Regions from separate parts of the Homo sapiens genome. Here region 2 is linked to region 1. A link is a loop called in an ENCODE intact Hi-C map of the cell type or tissue named here. Cell type or tissue: PC-3. All regions are shown on one strand. Links, peaks and the distances in the headings refer to the core of each region. The heading gives the core; the rest is flanking DNA.

What was found. A loop is a pair of places that touch in the nucleus more often than their neighbours do. Peaks named below come from ENCODE experiments on the same cell type or tissue, not always from the same donor. Only the 100,000 strongest peaks of a DNase experiment are listed, where the experiment ranks them.
Region 2: a loop joins it to region 1, with 10 times the contacts of the local background. A loop is called at or near these places in 4 of 110 quality-filtered maps.

The regions. Positions count from the first base shown.
Region 1 is chr3:138,918,992-138,929,838 of GRCh38, reverse strand. No RefSeq gene overlaps it. Among named protein-coding and RNA genes, the nearest start is that of LINC01391, 20 kb to the left of the region's middle. RefSeq lists an enhancer at 6,285-6,334. In PC-3, for the core only: CTCF peaks have their summits at 6,203 (motif pointing right) and 7,202 (motif pointing right); DNase peaks (open chromatin) are centred at 6,208 and 7,838; H3K4me3 peaks cover 1,025 bases; H3K27ac peaks cover 1,156 bases.
Region 2 is chr3:138,487,764-138,498,610 of GRCh38, reverse strand. CEP70 (centrosomal protein 70) reads left to right here. Exons shown (of 18, transcript NM_024491.4): 17 at 501-580; 18 at 3,535-4,267. The coding sequence ends at 3,596. Among named protein-coding and RNA genes, the nearest start is that of ESYT3, 59 kb to the right of the region's middle. In PC-3, for the core only: no CTCF peak of the experiment used is centred there; DNase peaks (open chromatin) are centred at 4,090 and 4,210; H3K27ac peaks cover 2,397 bases.

The DNA.
Region 1 (10,847 bases), core at 4,499-8,498:
AACTTGAGCAGAAGCATCCCCCAGAGAGGCTGCCTGGAGTCCTGAAGCTGTTACCAGTTTTTTCTCACAGGCCTTTGGCAGCTGCCCATTTACCTGCCCAGGGTGCTGGGAAATTCCAGTCCCTGAGTTTTGGGGTGGGACTTGGTTGGTTCACTATAGGACAGGAGTGACCAATCAAAAACAGGCTCCAAAGGGGATGAAAGAAGCTAGGCACATGCATCACTTGTTGACTTCGTAGGTGGGGGGTGGGAGGGCTGTATTAGATAGTTTACCCACTGCAGACCTCTCTGGGACTTAGCCATCTGAATGCCAGGATAGTGGTAGTGGGAGACTCAAGGCCAAGTTGCTTCCATCTCCATATTTACTAGCTGGTTCTCAGAGAGTTTTCCCTGGACCGATAGCACCAGCATTCCCTGAAAAAATGCAAATTCTCAACCTCCACTCCACCTGCAAAATCAAAAACTCTGGAGGTGGGGCCCAGGAATTCGCCCTGTAACAAGCTCTCCACGAGATGCGGAGGCTCCCTCACTCAAGTTTGAGGACCACTGACCTTGGGGTGCCCCAACAAACAAAGGATCCAGGCCCCCGCGGGCCGTTGGCCAGGAACTCCGACTTCCCCGCCCCAGTCGCCCGGAGCCCCTCAGTGCCGTGTCTCCGTGTCCCCGCCAAAGATCGCAGGATAGGCAGGCCCGGGGCCGTCGGCGGCAGCCTCGCAGGGAGGAATGGTGGGTGGCCTTGAGATTCCTCTCTGGCTTATTTTGTTCCATTCCGGGAGTAATAATTTGTTTCGTATTGGAATCAAAGGGCCTTTCGTGGCTCTTCCGTTCTATCTCGTCAGCTCTCATGCCCAGTAGGAAGAGGCTCGGCCGCGGTGCGGCGGCTGCTTCGCATTAGGGCGAGCGTGGTCCCCATTAGGCCACCAGCTCCATGCAGAGCTTGTCTCCACTAATGGCACGCATCTGACCGGGCTCTGCGCCGCGACACCCAGGGACCACCCCACGTCCCCCCGCACTGTTACAGATGGCCCCAGAGAAAAGCGGAACTGGGTGGCTGGAGCCAGCCTTGGCAGTCCGAAGAGCTCGTGTCCACTGCCTGGAAGTCACAGCCATGAGTGACTCTGTTTAGTGTCAGACGCTGACCCCAAAAGAGGGCTACAGGCCCTTGTCTCTTCAGGGGAAGTAAATACACAGGCCCTTAGACTTTGGGACCCGGGCCTGCCAAAAGTAACTCCTAAGGAGGAAAGCATGGCAGGGTTTCCCTGAAAGGGTGAGAGGAAAATGGCTGCGTTTTACCTGTCTACCTAGCACCTGTGCCGGAGCCCCTCACAGATGATCAAGGAAACACGGTAGACCTGTTTTTCTCCTGGTTTAGCATCCATTTTACAAACAGTATAGAACATCTAATGAAGAGAATATCAAAAACAAAAAGCCATAGCCAGGCCTCCTGCCTTAATATCCCTTCCAGACAAGGAGGCACTGAAAGCAGCCCCCACCACCCACTGGGGAAGGGGATGGTGTCCTCAGCCCTGGCCAACCAAGGCCGCATGCCTTCCACACACACCTTCTTAAGGGTGACAAAGGATCTGTGCTGTGGACCTGCCAGGGTGTGGAGAAATAGGCAGACCCCTGCAACCACCAGAGCAAAGAATGTTACACAAAAGGCCCCATTGTTCGGGTCAAATTTCACACTTATTTTCTTTGATTTTATTAAATGTTTTATTGCACAAACAATATTGTAGTAATCATGGAAACTCGAAATTCAGATGGAAAGCCAATAACCATCCAACGTCTAACCACTAACAAAGCAATTCTTTTCATTTTTCCATATTGGTACACAATTCCCAGCTGTTTAACAACTGTATGACATATTATATGTCATACATATGTATATGTATAACATATTCAGCCACATGGATGTGGCCCAATTTATTTAATTCCTACATTTAGGATGTTTCCAGGTTGTTCACTACTATCAAAGGGAAACATTGCAATGGGCATTTGGAGATTTGTTTCTTTCCTTTATTTATTGAGGAATGCACATTATTTTAATAACTTTTATGTGATTAAATAGGCAATAGATATTTTTTGCAGGGAATTTGAAAAATTCAGATCATAAAAATCAGCCATAATCCCAAATGCCCTTTTGCTCATTAAGCTTTTCTCACCTCTGGGCTGGGCACAGTGGCTCATACCTATAATCCTAGAGCTTTGGGAGGCCAAGGTGGAAGGATTGCTTGAGGCCAGGAATTCACAAGTAGCCGGGGCAACATAGCAAGACCTGTCTCTACAGAAAAAAAAAAATTAATTAGTCGGGCATGGTGGCACATGCCTGTAGTCCTAGCTATTCAAGAGGATTCCTTGAGCCCAGGAGGTCAAGGCTGCAGTGAGCTATAATCGTGCCACTGTACTCCAGCCTGGGTGACAGAGCAAGACTCTGTCTCTAAAAATAAATAAATAAATAAAGCTTTTCTCACCTCTGAACTCTTACAGCACATGTTCTCTTTACCCCCATGATTTGACTCAGTTGTTTTCATCAGGTCTTACTTTGCGTTTCATGGCTGTTTGTCTTTTCCATACTCCTTAATTGTAATATTATTGAAGGCAAAAACCATGCCTTTTTCATCTGGAAATAACCATGATAGCTAGCTTTTATTTGGTGCCTATTCTATGCCAGCCATGATACATTATCTCACTTAGTTCCCACAAACTATATTTCCTTTTAATATGTAAGGAAAGTGAGACTGAGCAAGATTAAATAACTTGTGCAGGGCCCCCAGCCAGTAAATAGCACAGGGACAGAGGCCAACTCCACATTCTAACTGGGATCTTGCCACTGTAGGGATGTAAAGTAGAACTGTATTAGACAGATGACCTCTAAAATTTCCTGTGATTCATGACAATATTAATCTAGCTGTGGTTTAATAACCTGCTATATCTGCATCAATTACAATACAATACTGTGGGATTTTATTTTAAAAGGAATGTAAATAATGAGGGCTTTATTATCTCACAATAAAGAAGACAGAGATTACTGGCTGTAGGCTATAGGTACAGTCACTCTAAAACTTGGGCACAAGCCCTGCTACTTGTATCTTTTACCTCTGTGGACTGTAACAGACATCACATTCAGAATTTATTTTTCTTTTTTTTTTTTGAGACAGAGTCTCCCTAGAGTAAGACCCAGGCTGGAGTGCATTGGCCAAATATTGGCTCATTGCAAGCTCTGCCTCCTGATTTCAAGCCGTTCTCATGTCTCAGCCTCCCAAGTAGTTGGGATTTTGGGATTACAGGCATATGCCACCATGCCCAGCTAATTTTTCGTGTGTTTGTGTGTGTGTGTGTGTGTGTGTGTGCGCGTGCATTTAGCAGGAATGGGGTTTCACCATGTTGTCCGGGCTGCTCTCGAACTCCTGACTTCAAGTGATCCACCTGCCTTCAGCCTCCCAAAGTGCTGGGATTACAGGTGTGAGCCACTGCACCTGGCCCACATTTAAAATTTAAAAAAAGAAAGAAAGAAAGAAAGAAAAATTCTGATGGGAAAAGGAGCCATTTCTTCCAGACTCTTTCTTAGAAGTCTGATCCACTCTCCCTGAATCCCTCAGTAGAGTTCCCTATTCATCTCATGGGCCAGGACTGAGTCTGTTACATGCTGGTTCCTAAACCAACTGTTGGCAAAAGAATGAGACCACCATGGCTGACTCAGATAACTGGGATCTGCCTAAGAGTAGAGGCCAAGGTCTCTATGATTTTGTTGTTGTTGTCGCATACTCTGCTTATGTAATTTTTTTTCTTTTTTGAGACAGGGTCTCACTCTGTTGCCCAGGCTGGAAGGCAGTGGCACAATCATAGCTCGCTGCAGCCTCGAACTTCTGAGCTCAAGCGATCCTCCTGCCTTGGCCCCCCAAAGTGCTAGGACTACAGATGTGAGCCACTGCACATGGCCCTATGTAATATTTGAGTTACTTATATCCTTGAACAAAATCAGAGTTCCCTGACAAGGAAGAGAGGATGAAATGGCTGATAGGGAGACAGATAATACTATAATCTTAAAATAAAAAAAAGTACCAGCTGGGCACAGTGGCTCATGCCTGTAATCCCATCACCTTGGGAGGACAAAGTGGGAGGATCACTTGAGTCCAGGAGTTAGAGACCAGCCTGGGCAACGTGGCAAAACCACATCTCTACAAAAAAATTAACCGCTGTGGTGGTGCATGCCTGTGGTCCCAACTATTTGGAAGGCTGAGGTGGGAAGATCACCTGAACCTGGGAGGCGAAAGTTGAAGTGAGCTGAGACCTCACCACCACTGCACTCCAGCCTGAGAGATAGAGACCCTGTCAAAATTAAAAAAAAAAAAAAGGTACAGAAATAATGAATATATGTGAGCTACAAGTTAAGCAGTCTGAATATTTCCTTCTCTCACTTGGAATATTATTACTCATCTTTATTTATTTATTTATTTTTGCAATGGAGTCTCGCTCTGCCACCCAGGCTGGAGTGCAAGAGCGCTACCTTGGCCCACTGCAACCTCTGCGTCCTGGGTTCAAGTGATTCTTCTGCCTCAGCCTCCTGAGTAGCTGGGATTACAGGTGCCCACCACCATACCTGGCTAATTTTTGTATTTTTACTAGAGATGGGGTTTCACCATGTTGGCCAGCTGGTCTCGAACTCCTGACCTCAGGTGATCTGCCCGCCTCAGCCTCCCAAAGTGCTGGGATTACAGGCGTGAGCCGCCGCACCCAGCCTATTGCTTATCTTTAAGTCAGTCTATAGTTGTAAATAAATCAGCTAGATTTAACTGGGTGTTTGTGTTTTAAACTACAAAGTTTTGCAGGATAAAGAAAAAGGAACTCAATGTATGGTCTTGAGACTGGACTGCCAATGGGATCAGAGGTCTCTCTGTCTCTCAGCAGCCCTGTCTCTCTCTCCTGGACTGCATGATCTTTCCCAAGACCTCCCTGCTTCTTTTGCATGTCCCCCTGTTCTCTGCTGAATTGACCACTCCCTCCTGGATTTGTTATACATATGGCCACTGAGGACCCTCCAGCCCCTACTCCTTCTACAAATTGAAAACCTCTCTTGGAAATTCTTAATTCCAATCTCCAAGGGACAAACTACTTGAGGCTACTCATCCTGTCAAGACAAGTCACCTCAGAGGTTGCTGGCCTACCCAGTACCTGGAATGGTGGCCCTGGGGTCACAGGCCAGCCTTGGTCCAAGAAAGAGGACAGGGTCACTTGTCAGAAAACCTTACTGCTGAACACCTCCCGGGTTCAAGTGATTCTCCTGCCTCAGCCTCTGGAGTAGCTGGGACTACAGGCGTGTGCCACCACACCCAGCTAATTTTTGTATTTTTAGTACAGACGGGGTTTCACCATGTTGGCTAGAGTGGTCTCAAACTCCTGACCTCAGGTGATCCACCCGCCTCGGCCTCCCAAAGTGCTAGGATCACAGGCGTGAGCCACCGCACCCAGCCAGAGAGGAAGTGTATTTGTATATTTCACCCTGTCTTTCACAGGGGTTGTTTCAATGGCAAGCAAGTGAATTGAGCCAAAGAGACCCAATTGCAGAACTTTTGTAGGGACTGAAGGCAAAGAGAAGCTTCTTTCCACTAAGATTGATAGCTGTGGGGAAGAAATAAGCCCAAAACTTTAGAGAGCACCCAAGTGGAGAAAGCCTGCATGGGAGTAAAGCCAGCACAAAGGAAAGCAGAACAGACAGGAGTAAGACTGCGCTCTGACCACGCTGTTCAAGCTCCTGGATCCAGTTATACCTGAAGACTTGCCATGAGTTTTCAGTGACAAACCAATACACTTTCTTTCTTTCTTTTTATTTATTTATTTATTTATTGGAATTGTAAACAACTTAAGCTGAGTTTCCGTCATCTGCAATTGGAAGACTCCTAATACACTGGGCCTGTGTTACGGAGAAAAAAGCCACAGGCTGAGGCAGAAGAGTCCTCCTCAAGAAGGATCCCAAGAGTCCCAGGACCACAGGCAGCACTGCCTCCATGCCCAGGTCACAAGGTGCAACTCAGATCAGGGGAGGAGTGCTGGGGTGACAGCCTGGCTGCGAGGGACCACACAACTGTGTGGACCCTCTGGATCCTCGAGGACTGCAGCTTTGAGTGGCTGTCAGATGCACCCTGGGCAAGAACGTAACTCACAGCCATCACAGGCGTATAAAGCAATGGCAGAGTCACCACCCTCCACAAGGGGGCAGTGTGGTCCAAAGTGGAAGTAGGTGAGAGAAAAGCTTGTTACTCAAGAAACATCCCCTGTGGACTCCTGGAAGCACCCAGAGGAAGGGCAGTTTTGCAGTGAGCTGAGATCTTGCATTCTGTAGATGGAAACTGAAGCTGCTGATGCCTGGGTTAGGGCTGGGGGCCCCTAGCACCCACAGACAAGAGAAGCTCAATAGTTCCTAGTTTCAATAATTTTTCCTGAAGATGCCCTGGGAAGATGGCAGGTGCTCAGAGGAGATGATCATAGGCTGTACCTGTGACCCAGGCACACCAGCATGGCATGAAATTGAAGAGACGCCAGGCCCCAAGGACATGCAGCCCTGGGAGCAAATAACGTGGTAATAATATCCGAAGACTGACGTCCCAAGACCCCTGACAATAGGCAGGATGGGGGCTTAGAGTCAGAAATTGGATCATTTAAAGAAGGCCACGTAGCTGGGCTTGGTGGCACACATCTGTAGTCCCAGCTATTTGGGAGGCTGAGGCAGAAGGATTACTTGAGCCCAGGAGGTCGAGGCTACAGTGAGCTACGATTGTGCCACCCTACTCCAGCCTGGGCAACAGAGCAAGAGCCTGTCTCTAAAAAATAAATAAATGAAAAAGGGGACCACAACTAATGCTGTTTGTTTCACACTTGAGTTTGTAAAGCAATAGTAAATTCTCTATATCAGGGGTAAATAATAAATTTTCTATATCAGGGGTCCCCAATCCCCGGGCCACCAACTGGTACGAGTCCATGGCCTGTTAGGAACCGGGCCGCACAGCAGGAGGTAAGTGTGGCAGGTTAGCCAGTGAAGTTTCATCTGTATTTACAGCTGCTCCGAATTACCACCTGAGCTCAACCTCCTGTCAGATCAGTGGCAGCATTAGATTCTCATAGGAGTGCGAACCCTATTGTGAACTGTGCATGTGAGGGATCTAAGTTGCCCACTCCTTATGAGAATCAATGCCTGATGATCTGTCACTGTATCCCATCACCACTAGATGGGACCGTCTAGTTACAGCAAAACAACCTCAGGGCTCCCACTGATTCTACATCACGGTGAGTCGTATAATTATTTCATTATATATTGCAATGTAATAATAATAGGAATAAAGTGCACAATAAATGTAATGCACTTGAATCATCCCAAAACCACCCCCCACCCCCATGAAAAATTGTCTTCCGTGAAACTGGTCCCTGGTGTCAAAAAGGTTGGGGACCACTGCTCTATATGTGGTCTCTGCCCTCTCCAGGGCAAGCTGTCAGGAAAGGGCCTGGTGTGTCTGAGGGGACTTGGGAAGGGAATCCCAGTAGCAGAGACATGCAGGAGCCCAGCTTCTCCATGTCCTGGACTCTCTATCTCAGAGTACATGGGGTAAGGTCTGTGGCATTTTCTCAAGCCCTGGATAGGACAGCCACAATTCAGCCATGTGACCTCTCTCCTGAGCATAAATACAAGCGGCCCAACTTGGAACCACTTAAGAAGCAGAAACCAAACCCCAGCGAGATGGAAAGCACTTCACGCATCATCCAGCTCAACCCCCTCAGGGAGCCAAAAAACAAAATAAAATAAAATAAAATAGGCTGGGGCCTTGCCCAAGGTGGCATAGTGAACTGGTGACTCAGCCAGGAGCCAAAGCCAGGCCTCCTGACCACAAGTCTGGAGCTCTGTACCCTGTGCTGCAGGCCCTCTCTCCTGATGAAAATCTCCACATTCCAGATGAGGAAAAGGAAAAGATTTCTGCACCCTGCGTTTATCTTCACATCTGGACTTCACACTCTGGAATTCAATAGTGAGAGCTCATCACTGTCATTTCCTTGGGATAATGCCTATTGCCCTGACCCATAAAGCTTCAGTCTTACTTATTGCCCCAAACCAGCCCTAGCCACTACTGAGTTAGATGGTAACAACAGTAGCAATCATTTATTGAGCATTGTATTCATCAGCATTCTCCAAAGAAACAGAAACAATAGGAGTTGGAGAAGGGCTTATTTTAAGGAATTAACTCCTGCGATTGCAGGGACTGGTAAATCCAAAATCTTATTTTTTTCCTTCCGACAAGATGGCCAAAATCCAAAACCTATAAGGCATGCGAACAAACAGGAAACTCCGGCAAGGGCCCACACTGCAATCCTGAGTCCAAAGGCAGTCTGGAAGCAAAACTCCTACCTCTTCAGGGACATCAGTCTTTTCTATTAAGGAGGGTAATCTGCTTTACTCAAAGTCTACTGATTTAAGGCCAGGCACAGTGGCTCACCCCTGTAATCCCAGCACTTTGGGAAGCTGAGGAGGGGCATCAATTGAGGTCAGGATTTCAAGACCAGCCTGGGCAACATGGCGAAACTCCATCTCTCCTGAAAATACAAAAAAAAAAAAAAAAAAAAAAAAAATTAGCTGGGTGTGGTGGTGCGTGCCTGTGATCCCAGCTACTCGGGAGGGTGAGGCAGGAGAATTGCTTGAACCCGGAAGCTGGTGGGTGAGCCGAGATTGCTCCACTGCACTCCAGCCTGGGCAACAGAGTGAGATTCTGTCCCGAAAAATAAAAATAAAAAATAAAATTAAAAAATTAAAATAAAAAATAAAATCTACTGATTTAAGTGTTAATCATAGCTTTAAAAAAATACCAGCCAGGTACAGTAGCTCACGCCTGTAATCCCAGCACTTTGGGAGGCTGAGGCGGGTGGATCACCTGAGGTCAGGAGTTCAAGACCAGCCTGGCCAACATGACAAAACCCCGTCTCCACTAAAAATACAAAAATTAAGGTCGGGCGCGGTGGCTCATGCCTGTAATCCCGGCACTTTGGGAGGCGCAGGCGGGCGGATCACAAGGTCAGGAGATCGAGACCATCCTGGCTAACACAGTGAAACCCCGCCTCTACTGAAAATACAAAAAATTAGCCAGGCGTGGTGGCGAGCGCCTATAGTCCCAGCTACTCGGGAGGCTGAGGCAGGAGAATGGCGTAAGAAAACCCGGGAGGCGGAGGTTGTAGTGAGCCTAGATCGTGCCACTGCACTCCAGCCTGAGCGAGACTCCGTCTCAAAAAAAAAAAAAAAGAAAATTAACAGGGCATGGTGGCGGGAGCCTGTAATCCCAGCTACTGGGGAGCCTGAGGCAGGAGAATCACTTGAACCTGGGAGGCGGAGGTTGCAGTGAGCTGAGATCGCGCCATTGCACTCCAGCCTGGGCAACAAGAGCAAAACTCCATCTCCAAAAAAAAAAAAAAAAAAAAAAAAAAAAACCTTCACAGTAACATTTAGGCTACTTGTTTGACCAAAAATCTGGATACCATAGCTTATCCTAATTGACACATGAAACCATCACAAGCATTCCTCTGTGCCAGGCATTCAGATCATCTCAACAGCATTTTGAGACAGCCGTCATTATCCCCATCTTACAGAAGATAAAACCAAGGGCTTAAGTCCAAGTCCACGGGAAGTTGCGGACTATATCTGGAATTCCAGTCTCCCCTCCTTCCTTGTCCATGACTTCCCCCATCTCACCACTGGCTCTCACTCGGTTGCAAGAGCCCAAAAAGTGTGTCTAGGCCACAGGTTCTCAGCCACTGACGCACATTACAATCACTGAGAAAAACTCATCACTGAGTTTTTCTCAGAGATGAAGCAAACCAACAAACAAAAACCAATGTTCAGACCCTACCCCCAGAGAGTCTGATTGAGCTGGTCAGAGGTGGGCCCCTGAGCATCAGTATTTTAAGCTCTCCCAGGTGCTTCTAATGTGCAGCAAGGCTGAGAACCATGGTTATAGAAGGTGGGACAATGCAAAGCATGGGTCCCTCATCTCTTTGGAGTAAAGATTGCCCAGCAGAAAATAACCACAACCTAAATGAAATCAAGTAGCTATAAAATAGCCTGTGGGAAAAACTAGCAAATATATTTCCTTTCTCAGCATGAAATTGGCCATTTCCCCTCTCATTTTTCAAGCAGTGTACAGTGAGTATTTCTTTCATTATTTGGAGATACAAAAGAGTGAAACTGAGTTTAATTCATGTGGGCAACAGGCATTTGGTGAGCACTTGCTGAGTGTTGGGCAGCCAGCAGTCAGATCTAATGTGGTTCCTGTCTTTAGCCAGCAAGCCACTGAGGGGGGCAGTAAAGCCCATGAAACAACGTGGGAAGTGCAACGACAGAAACTTGTCCCAAAGGTGCCAGAGCCCAGAGATGGCGACCAGCAACAGGCTGGGCAGGTGAAACACTGGGTTTGACACTGTGAAGCCTGTATTTTGAGAGACTCACAACCACAATGAATATCCCTCCCTTTGTTGTCGAGGCCTTGAGTACTCGAGGCAGCAACCCAACTGTGAAGGGAACCAGCCAGGTCTACCAGCAGATCCTTACCTATTCTACCAGTCCTTGGTGAAATGAGAGAAGCTTACATTTAGAAGCTCTTGGTATTAAAATATCCCTTCTTTTCTGAATTGATAATAGAATTTGGCTTTGCTAATAATGTCCTGATGTGCCAAATCAACAATTGACAAGTCTGTGTGGTTTGCCCAATACTCCATGGGCTCATGAACTCCAAAAACCTGGGAAGCACCACAGTAGACAATGGCCTGGGGCCTCACAAGAGCAGGAACCTCTGTGATCCTGGTTTATGAGCATAG
Region 2 (10,847 bases), core at 2,576-6,575, 430 kb after region 1:
TGTAATCCCAGCACTTTGGGAGGCCGAGGTGGGCGGATCACGAGGTCAGGAGATTGAGACCATCCTGGCTAACACGGTGAAACCCCGTCTCTACTAAAAATACAAAAAATTAGTCGGGCGTAGTGGCAGGCACTACAGGAGGCTACTCGAGAGGCTGAGGCAGGAGAATGGCGTGAACCCGGGAGGCGGAGCTTGCAGTGAGCCGAGACAGCGCCACTGCACTCCAGTCTGGGTGACAGAGCAAGACTCTGTCTCAAAAAAAAAAAAAAAAAGAATGTTATATATGAATTTAACAAATTTTACATTGATATTGAAATGCTTTTTTAAGAAAAGTGATATTGGATTAACAAAAAGCTCAGAAAGAAAAGACTGTAGTAAATGATCATTAAGTTTATATTTAAATTAGCAATATAGTTTCTATTTTGAAAATGTTCTGTTTGCAATCAGATGCAAGAACCCAAAGTTAGAAATCAGGTTTAAATTGTGCATTTTTTAAACAGCATTATCTACAAATTGGAAGAACACGAGGAATTTTTCCCAGCATTTCAGGCATTTACTAATGATCTACTTGAAATCTTAGGTAAGATCTCTGGTGGTGATGGTGAAATTTTGAGTCTTAAAATGTCAGTGCATTTAAGAAAAGGGTGTTCCTTGGTCACTGGATTAGTATTTTTACCTAGTGGTTGGAAACCACTAACAGTTCTGGAAACACATTCCTTACAAGCAGTTAGAGTTTGTTTGGATTAGTCCATAGAACAGAAACACAGACCCTTAACAGCAATAGGAACTACCTTTGTTGGAGGACCTTATCATGAGAGATGGCATCATTCTGTCCATGCCTAGTTTAACCCTGGCTCTGTCATTGTCTAATGAGAAATATTCTTAGGATTTATGATCTTAGAAGGTCCTTCCTCCCTCCTTTTTTTTTCTTAAGATACCACCTATCTACAAAATTTTTTAAATATACAAATAATATTTCCTCTCTGGTTATATGAAGTAACATAAAGTCATAAATATCTGTGGAAAGGAAAAGATGAAATATTACACTTATACTGAGGGTCAGATTGAGGGCTTCATTAGTAGTAGTGTCTCCTAAAAGGAAAAAATTTGCTTAGGACTCATAAGGCAAAATAGAGACCTTATCTAGTTTAAATATAATTACATATGGCTATAAAATTATTTATCTTACTATTAAGAATGATTTTTAAAGTTTTAAAGTGATGTATTCACCAGTGAATTTTTTCTGTATAGCTCATTTGAAAGATTTTTTTTTTTTTTTAAAGAATGGCTCTTTGCTTTTAGAAGAGGAGATGAAGCTTGGTATGAAAATAAGGGAATGAGTCAATGAAAACTTGATAAGAAGAATAAGTGAAAGAAGTATCTAATTAGAATATATAGCCTACTGAACATAAAGGAAGTTTTGTGACCAGTCTTATGTGCAGTGGGGAAGCAAGGGAGACAATGAGTGAGCTTGCTTTAGGCTTGTCCTCATGTTTAAAAAGATCACAGCAAGTGAAAATGTAATTTGAAAGTTAAACTTGAGATGAGGTATGAAACTGTATAAGTGTGTTGTCTGATATCCTGAAGAGCCTGGTTTCATAGAATAATATGATTCTTGCTTTGGGATTGCTATTAACTTAAGCAGTGATGTTCTCATCATTCATAAATATTTGGCACATTAATAAACATATTTTAATAGGGTGTGCTGGTAACACTTATTTCAGAATGCTTCTATAGAAACTTCCTTTCAGATATTATGACACTCAGCATGGTTCATAAAGATCATTTGCTTCAGAAAGCCAGGTTTCTCTGGAGATGAATTCTGTAATTTGGTCAAAGTTGAAGTTCTGGTGTTAAACATTAACATTGGGAAAGTTAAATCTGGCAAACATGACAGTTTTTTTAATTAATAGGTGTCACTAAGCATGTAGGTGCAGGGTGGCATACTGAGTAACAGACATGGAGAGTACCTTTAGTGAGTAAAAAAACAATCCATTCTTTTTCTCATGTAAATGGTGTGATTGACTGAGGAAATTCCCATATCGGCCAAGGTCCTTTGCTGTGAGGTTCATTTGTAAGGCAGGTTTCTCACTTAATGAGAAAACAGGTGTAATTTCAGAATGGGCAGGGGGCGGAGTCAGGGAATACCTTGATCTTGTACCTTACCACAATGTAAGGGAATTGTAAACAAATTCTCTGTTGTAGGTTTGCTTATATTGTTTCTGTTCCCATATCTTGATGCTTTGTTAGTGGGTTCAGACAAGTATTCTGACTGAAGTCGGGAGCTTAAAAGAACTAAATGAATAGTAGGAGAGCATGGGCTATGTGTGTAGGCTAAGTGAAGAGCAACCAAGATCCAGCTACACAATGGAGAGAGTTGGAATCCAAGAAAGCATGCTTTATGTAAGGGAACGCGTTTATTAATGATGGCTTAACAGAATAAGCTAGAAAAAAGTGTGGGTATCTAGAGAACCTGCCATTGTGGCTTACCTTAAGTAGGGCTGGGATCTGGATAATGAGAAAAAGGATTTTGCTCCTTTGGTGGCCAGGAGCTTCAGAGAGTGAATTCTAACTTAGGCTGGTTGGAATAAGATAGTCTTAGGAAGAAAAATCAAATTCAGAAAGAGCCTGTCAAAAAAGAGCCTGGATTGGTTTATCTGGTAAGCTGGACCAGGCTAAGCTCTATAATATATTGTACTTGAGGTTTGTACACTCGATGAGGCTATCTTTTTGATTAGGCAGATAATTGTTTTTTTTGAGACATAGTCTTGCTCTCTGTCACCCAGGCCAGAGTGCAGTGACGCAATCTCAGCTCACTGCAACCTCTGCCTCTGGGGTTCAAGCAATTCTCCTGCCTCAACTTCCCAAGTAGCTGGGATTACAGGTGCCCACTACCACACCCAGCTAATTTTTGTATTTTTAGTAGAGGTGGGTTTTCACCGTGTTGGCCAGGCTGGTCTTAAACTCCTGACCTCAGATGATCTTCCCGTCTCGGCCTCCCAAAGTGCTGGGATTATAGGCATGAGCCACTGCACCCAGCTGGCAGATACCTTTCATCTTAGAGTGATCCACTACTAAGAAATCTTCCCAAGAAAATTAAAGAGGACAAGACTGTTCTATGAGAAGAAATTCCTAAGTCCTCACGTGGAGACCTAGGGAGGAGACGCCTCTACCTGGGATTTCATCATGTAGATGCACCCGTGTAGTGATACAGATCTAATGAGACACTAACATATCACACATGTGGGCAGTTGGATCTGTTAATAAGGACATGCTGCTAATGAAGTTAATACTAGAATCAGAGGGTACTTGTGGGTATGTGGTAACTTATATAAACAGAGCCCCTGTGAAGCATCTGTATCCGAATCAGTGATAATCTATCATCACTATCGGAGAAAAACTTCATGTGCACAAAAGCACCAGTATTATTGCCTTTATGTTTGGGGTTTGCCTTTGCATATAGGTTCTTGTTTCATGTGAGTTTACCACTAGAAAAAGTTACTCTCTTTTATTATTACTGTTTTTGTATTACAGAAATTGATGACTTGGATGCCATTGTACCTGCAGTAAAGAAATTAAAAGTACTTTCATACTGAAAACAAATCAAATCATTTTTACTGTGTAAATTGTATTCTTAACATTTTGTATTTTGTAGGATTGATCTTATTTTGAGACAAGGGTTGTAAAATGTATTTGCTCTCAGAATTCATCCCCTTCTTAGTATTAGGTCATTCTTCATCTGTATAATTTTTATTAACTTTGAGATTCTTATACAGAAAATAGTTGCAAGGGTAAGGTAATTAACTTTAGATCCCTTCATTTCTAAAGCAATTATTGAGTGCTTAAAATTTAAGGTTGTTTTAGAGTGGAGTTTGTGAGTAAAAGAGGAGCCCAGGGAGACAGATTGCAAGTAGTAGGTTGCAATCTTTTAGATTCAGCTTGTAATAATCTTTGAGCCACACCAAAAGGAATGCCAAGGGCTCTCTAAATTTAGCCAGTAGGAAGCTACTGCTCTCCTGGCAAGGATTAATTGGCACATTCTGTTAAGATATCCCTCATGACAGTTGCCCTTTCAAAGCAGGAGGAAGAAAAGGAAGAAAGAAAAACTGTTTCATCATTTCTGTTAGGGTAGGAAATGAATCATAGGGTAAAATGGATGAGTAGATAGAAGTCTCTCATTTAAAAAGTGTCTTTTGCAATCTTGATGTAATGCACTTTTTATAAGGACTTGAGATCTCAAATAAAATTTCTGTAAAGAATTTCCAAACATAAGTGTCCTCAGTGATGCTTGTATATTACTGACAAATAATGAGTCATATTCTCTTCCTAGGCTGAACCTTCCTTGGGCAACTTGTACATCCTTGCTGCATTTTATGTAAGAGTACTTTACTTGCTGCCTTCTGTTTATTCTGTATTCTCAATATGCAGTCACGTTTTCTTAAGGGTCAGCGTTCTGCCTCATACCCATAAGTACAAGTCACTTTGGACTATTCTTCCCCACTTTTATAAGCAGCAGGTCTAGGAAGATTTCTCTGTCATTCTTGTTGGTGGGCATATAGAATATTATAACACATTTCCAGGAAGCAGCATGGTGGAATGGTGAGTAAATGTCAGCAAACAAGCATCCACATCCTTGGTGTTATGACCTTAGGGATCAGACGTAAGATAATAGGCTCCTTCTAGATTTAAAATTCTTTGTCATGATAGCCTGCAGTTACATTTCTAAACACTAACTTACAATTTGTGGAAGACCTTGTGTCTTGAGGGTTGGGTACAAAAAGCATTTGGATATTCAATAATGTAAATACTATGAATTGATTAAATTATTCCAAGAAATTGATGGCAGGGCAAGATGGCAGAATAGAAGCCTACACTATTGATTCCCACTGCAGGAACACCAACTTTTAACAACTATCTACACACAGAAAAGCACCATCACAAGAACCAAAAATCAGGTGAGCAATCACAGTATTGGTTTTAACTTCATATTGCTGAAAGAGGCATTGAAGAGGGTTAGAGAGATAGCTTTGAATCACTGATGCCACCCCTCCCTGACCCCCTGGCAGTGGCTGCACTGTGGGGTCTGAGTCTGTGTGCTTGGGGGAGGGAGAGCACAGCAACTGGGGCACTTCACATTGAACTCAGTGCTGCCTTGTCATAGTGGAGAGTAAAGCCATGCTGGGCTAAGCCAGCGCAAATGCATGGAGGGAGCATTTGGACCAGACCTAGCCAGAGTGGAATTGTCCATTCCAGCTATCAGAACTTGAGTTTCTTGGCAAGCCTTGCCACCGTGGGCCAAAGTGCTCTGGGGTCCTAGGTAAACTTGAAAGGCAGTCTAGGACACAAAGATTACAGTTAATTCCTAGGCATCTCCTAGTGCTGGATGGGCTCAGAGCCGGAGGACTAGGGTGACACATGACTTAGGGAGACACCAGCCAGTGCAGCTAAGGGAGTTCTTGCACCACTCCTCCCCCAACCCCAGGCAGGCAGCAATGAAAGTGACTCCTTGCTTCTGCTTAAGGAAAGGAAAGCAAAGAGTAAAGAGGACTTTGCCTTGCATCTTGGATACCAGCTTAGCCACAGTAGGTTAGGGCACTGGGTAGAGTCGCAAGGCCCCCATTCCAGCCCCTAGCTCATGAACACTTCTAGGCACACCTTGGGTCAATAGGGAAGCCACTGCCTTGAAGGGCAGGACCTTGTTCTGGCAGGATTCATCACCTACTGACTAAAGAGTCCTTGGGCTGTGAATTACTAGCAGCAATACCCAGATAGTATGCTGTGGGCCTTGGGCTCTGAGACATGCTGACTTCAGGTGTGACCTAGCACATTCCCAACTGTGGTGGCTATGATGAAAAACTCCTCTTGTTTGAGAAAAGCAGAGGGAAAAGTAAAGGGGACTTTGTCTTTTCATCTTAGGTACCAGCTCAGCCACAATAGAGCTTTTGGGGTCCCTGAGGCTTTTGGGGTCCCTGAATCCAAGCCTAGTCTCTTGGACAGCATTTCTGGACCCTGCCCTGGGTGCCCACTGCCCTTCAGGGTGAGTCCCAGGCCTGGCAGCATTCACCACAAGCTGGCTGAGGAGCCTTTGGGCTTTAAGTGAACATCGGTGGTGGCCTAGCAGAACCTCCTGTGTGCCAGTGGTAGTGGTGGCCACAGAGAGAAGCCCCTCTGCCAGAGGAAAGGGGAAGGAAGAGCAGGAAGGACTTCATATTGTGATTTGAGTGCCAATTTGGCCACAGTAGAATAGAACATCAGGCAAAATTGTATGGTTTTTGACTCTAATCCCTGGCTCCCAGACAGCATCTCTGTACTTGCCCAGGGCCTGGGGAAACCTGACACCCTGAAGGGAAAGACACAAACTTAGTTGGCTTTGCCACCTGCTGATTGTAGAACTCTAGGGCCTTGAGTGAATGTAGGTGGTGGTCAAGTAGTGGTTATGGTGGGCCGTGGGCAAGACCAAGTGCTATGCTGGCTTCAGGTCTGATCCAATGCAGTCCCAGTGGTGGTGGCCATAGTGGGAGAGAGAGAGAGGTAGGTGGTGGTCAAGTAGTGGTTACAGCAGGCCTTGGGCAAGACCCAGTGCTGTGCTGGCTTCAGGTCTAATCCAATGCAGTCCCATTGGTGGTGGCCATGGTGGGGCAGGGTGGCGGTGGGGGGTGGCTGGGAGAGATCAACAGTAGAGTTTTTATTTTATTTTTGCTTGTTTATGCAATCAGTGTTGTCATCAGTTTAAAATAATGAATTATAACTTGCAGTAAGCCTTTCAGTAACCTCAAATCTAAAAATATACAATGGATTAAAAAAATATAAAAAACAAGAAATTAAATCATACCACCAGAGAAAACCACCTTCACTAAAAGAAAGACAGGGAGGCAGGAAAGAGGGAAAAGAAGACTACAAAACAACCAGAAAACAACAAAATGGCAGGAGTAAGTCCCTACTTATCAGTAATAACATTGAAGGTAAATGGACTAAACTCTACAATCAAAATACAAAGAGTGGCTGAATGGATGAAGAAACAAGACCCAATGATCTATTGCTTGCAAGAAACACATTTAGCCTATAAAGATGCATATAGACTGAAAACAAAGGGATAGAAAAAGATATTCCATGCTATTAGAAACAAATAAAGCAGGAGTAGCTATAATTATATTAGACAAAATAGATTTCAAGGCAAACACTGTAAGAGACAAAAAGGTCATTATATAATGATAAAGGGGTCAATCCAGCAACACGATAGGCTTATAAATACTTATGCTAATACTGGAGCATGCAGATATGTAAACTAAATATTATTAGAGCTAAAGAGAGAGATCCCAATACAATAACAGCTGGCATCTTCACCACACCACTTTCAGCATCAGACAGATCTTCCAGGCAGAAACTCAACAAAGAAACATCAGATTTAATCTGCACTGTGGGACAAATGAATCTAATAGATATTTACCAAACATTTCATCCAAAGGCTGAGGAATACTGAAAATTATTCTCCTCAGCACATGAATCATTATCAAGGATAGAGCATATGTTATGTCACAAAACAAGTCTTAAAACATTCAAAACATTGAAATAATAACAAGCATCTTCTCTGACCACAATGGATTAAAAGTAGAAATCAATAGGAATCTTGGAAACTATACAAACACATAGACATTAAACAGTATGTCCCTGAATGACCAGTGGGTGAATGAAGAAACTAAGAAGTAAATTGAAAATTTTCTTGAAACACATCTCAAAACCTATGAGATACAGCAAAAACAGTAGTATGTATGATAGGAATTTATAGCTATACATGCCTACATCAAAAAATAAGAAAAACTTCAAATAACCTAATGATGCATCTTCACTCTTTTCCCATTTGCCCTGAGAATACTTGCCAGGGGTCCTTACAGCTGCAGTGTTTACCTTAAGATAACTTTGCCATGAAATAGCTCATTTTTATTATTTTCACATTGCTGTAATATATTTACTTTGGAAACAAAATATATCATTCTATTTATAACAGTCTGTTTTTAGTAGTGGTATTTCCATTTACAAAATGCAGTAATTGTCAGTTGCTGAAATTGTCAAATCCTAGAAAATGTAGCATTCCTACAGGTGATGTTAAGGTCATTCTCAAACAGGTGTTGGCTGAAGATTCATTTGACGAATCTGATTTTTCTGAAATAGATGATTCTTATGATTCCAATGATTCTGACGTTAGTTTTGTTTAGAAATAACTACAAGAACAGTTTTTATATTTTATTTTCACATTGAAAATCAGATTTGCCTCAGCCTCAAAGAGCATGTTTACGTAAAATGGAATGAGCACTGGCAGCGAGCTGCACTTTTTTTTTTTTTCTAAACAGGAAAAGGTTAAAGAACTAGAAGAGCAAGAGCAAACTGAGCCCAAAATTTGTAGAAAAATAATAAAGATAAACACAGGAATATATGAATTAGAAATGAAGAAAACAATACAAAAAATCAATGAAACAAAAGTTGGTTTTTTGAAAACAAAGAAAATTGACAAAACCTTTAGTCAGACTAACAAAGGAAGACTCAAATAAAATCAGAGATGATAAAAGACATTACAACTGATACTGCAGAAATTTAAAGGATTATTAGTGGCTACTGTGAACAACTATATGCCAATAAATTGGAAAATCTAGAGGAAATGGATAAATTCCTAGACCCATAAAACCTCCCAAGATTGACCCATGAACATGAAATCCAAAACCTGAACAAACCAGTACAAGTAATGAGATCTGAGCTGTAATAAGTCTCCCAGTAAAGCCTGAGAACCAATGGCTTCACTGCTGAATTCTACCAAACATTTAAAGAAGAACTAATACTAATTCTACTCAAATTATTCTGAAGAATGGAGGAGAAGGGAATACTTCCAACCTCATTCTGTGAGGCCAGTATTACCCTGATAGCAAAACCAAAGACACATCAAAAGAAAACTAGGCCAGGTGTGGTGGCTTCACACCTGTAATCCCAGCACTTTGGGAGGCTGAGGCAGGTGGATCACTTGAAGTCAGGAGTTTGAGACTAGTCTGGCCATCATGGGGAAACCCTGTCTCTACAAAAAATGCAAAAATTAGCCAGGCATGGTGGTGTGCACCTGTAGGCCCAGCTACTCGGGAGGCTTAGGTGGCAAAAAAAAAAAAAAAAAAAAAAAACTACAGGCCAGTATCTCTGATGAATATTGATGGAAAAATCCTCAACAATATCTAGCAAACTAAACAACAGATTAAAAAGATCATTCATCATGATGAAGTAGGATTTATCCCAGGGATGCAAGGAAGATTCAACATAAGCAAATCAATCAATGTGATACATCATAGCAACAGAATGAAGGGCAAAAACCATATGATCATTTCAATTGATACTGAAGAAGCATTTGATAAAGTTCAAAATCCCTGCATGATTAAAAAGAAAACCCTCAAAACATTGCGTGTAGAAGGAACATACCTCAACATAATAAAAGCCATATATGACAAACTCACAGCTAGTATCATACTGAAAGGGGAAAAACTGAAAGCCATTTCTCTAAGATCTGGAACACAACAAGGTTGCCCGCTGTTTTTCAAAATAGTAGTAGAAGTCCCAGCTAGAGCAATTAGACAAGAAAGAAAGAGCATCCAAATTGGAAAGGAAGAAGTCAAATTATCCTTATTTGCAGATGAATATGATATTTGGAAAAACCTAAAGACTCCATCAAAAAACTAGAACCCACACATTCAGTAAAATTGCAGGATAAAAAATCAACATACAAAAATAAGTAGATCGCTGGGCGTGGTGGCTCATGCCTGTAATCCCAGCACTTTGAGAGGCCGAGGTGGGCGGATCACAAGGTCAGGAGATCGTAGCCATCCTAGCTAACACGGTGAAACCCCATCTCTACTAAAAATACAAAAAGAAATTAGCCAGGCGTGGTGGCAGGCGCCTGTAGTCCCAGCTACTCGGGAGGCTGAGGCAGGAGAATGGCATGAACCCGGGAGGCGGAGCTTGCAGTGATCCCAGATCGCGCCACTGCAGTCCAGCCTGGGTGACAGAGCAAGACTCTGTCTCAAAAAAAAAAAAAATAATAAGTAGACTCTGCCTCTCCCTCCCCCTCCCCCTCCCCCTCCCCCTCGTCTCGACGGAGTTTTGCTCTTATCGCCCAGACTGGAGTGTAATGGCACAGTCTCGGCTCACTGCAACCTCCACCTCCCAGGTTCAAGTGATTCTCCTGCCTCAGCCTCCTGAGTAGCTGGGATTACAGGCACCCACCACCATGCCCAGCTAATTTTTGTATTTTTACTAGAGACTGGGTTTCACCATGTTGGCCAGGCTGGTCTTGAATGCCTGACCTCAAGTGATCTACCCACCTCAGCCTTCCAGAGTGCTGGCATTACAGGCATGAGCCACTGTGCCAGGCCAAAAAATAAGTAGACTTTCTATATGCCAACACTAAACAATCTGAAAAAGAAATTGGAAATTTACTCTTGTAAATCCCATTTACAAGAGTCACAAATACAATTAAATAGGGATTAACTGAACCAAAGATGTGAAACATCTCTACAATGAAAACTATAAAACACTGATGACAGAAATTGAAAAGGATACCAGAAAATGGAAAGATATTCCGTGTTCATGGATTGGAACAATTAATATTGTTAAAATATCCATACTACCCAAAGCAATCTACAGACTCAGTGCAATCCCTATCAAAATACCAGTGACATTCTTCACAGAAATAGAAAAAACAATGCTAAAATGTATTATGGAACCATAGAAGACCCAGAATAGCCAAAGCTATCCTGAGCAGAAAGAACAAAACTGAAAGAATCACACTTCCTTACTTCAAATTATGCTACAGAGCT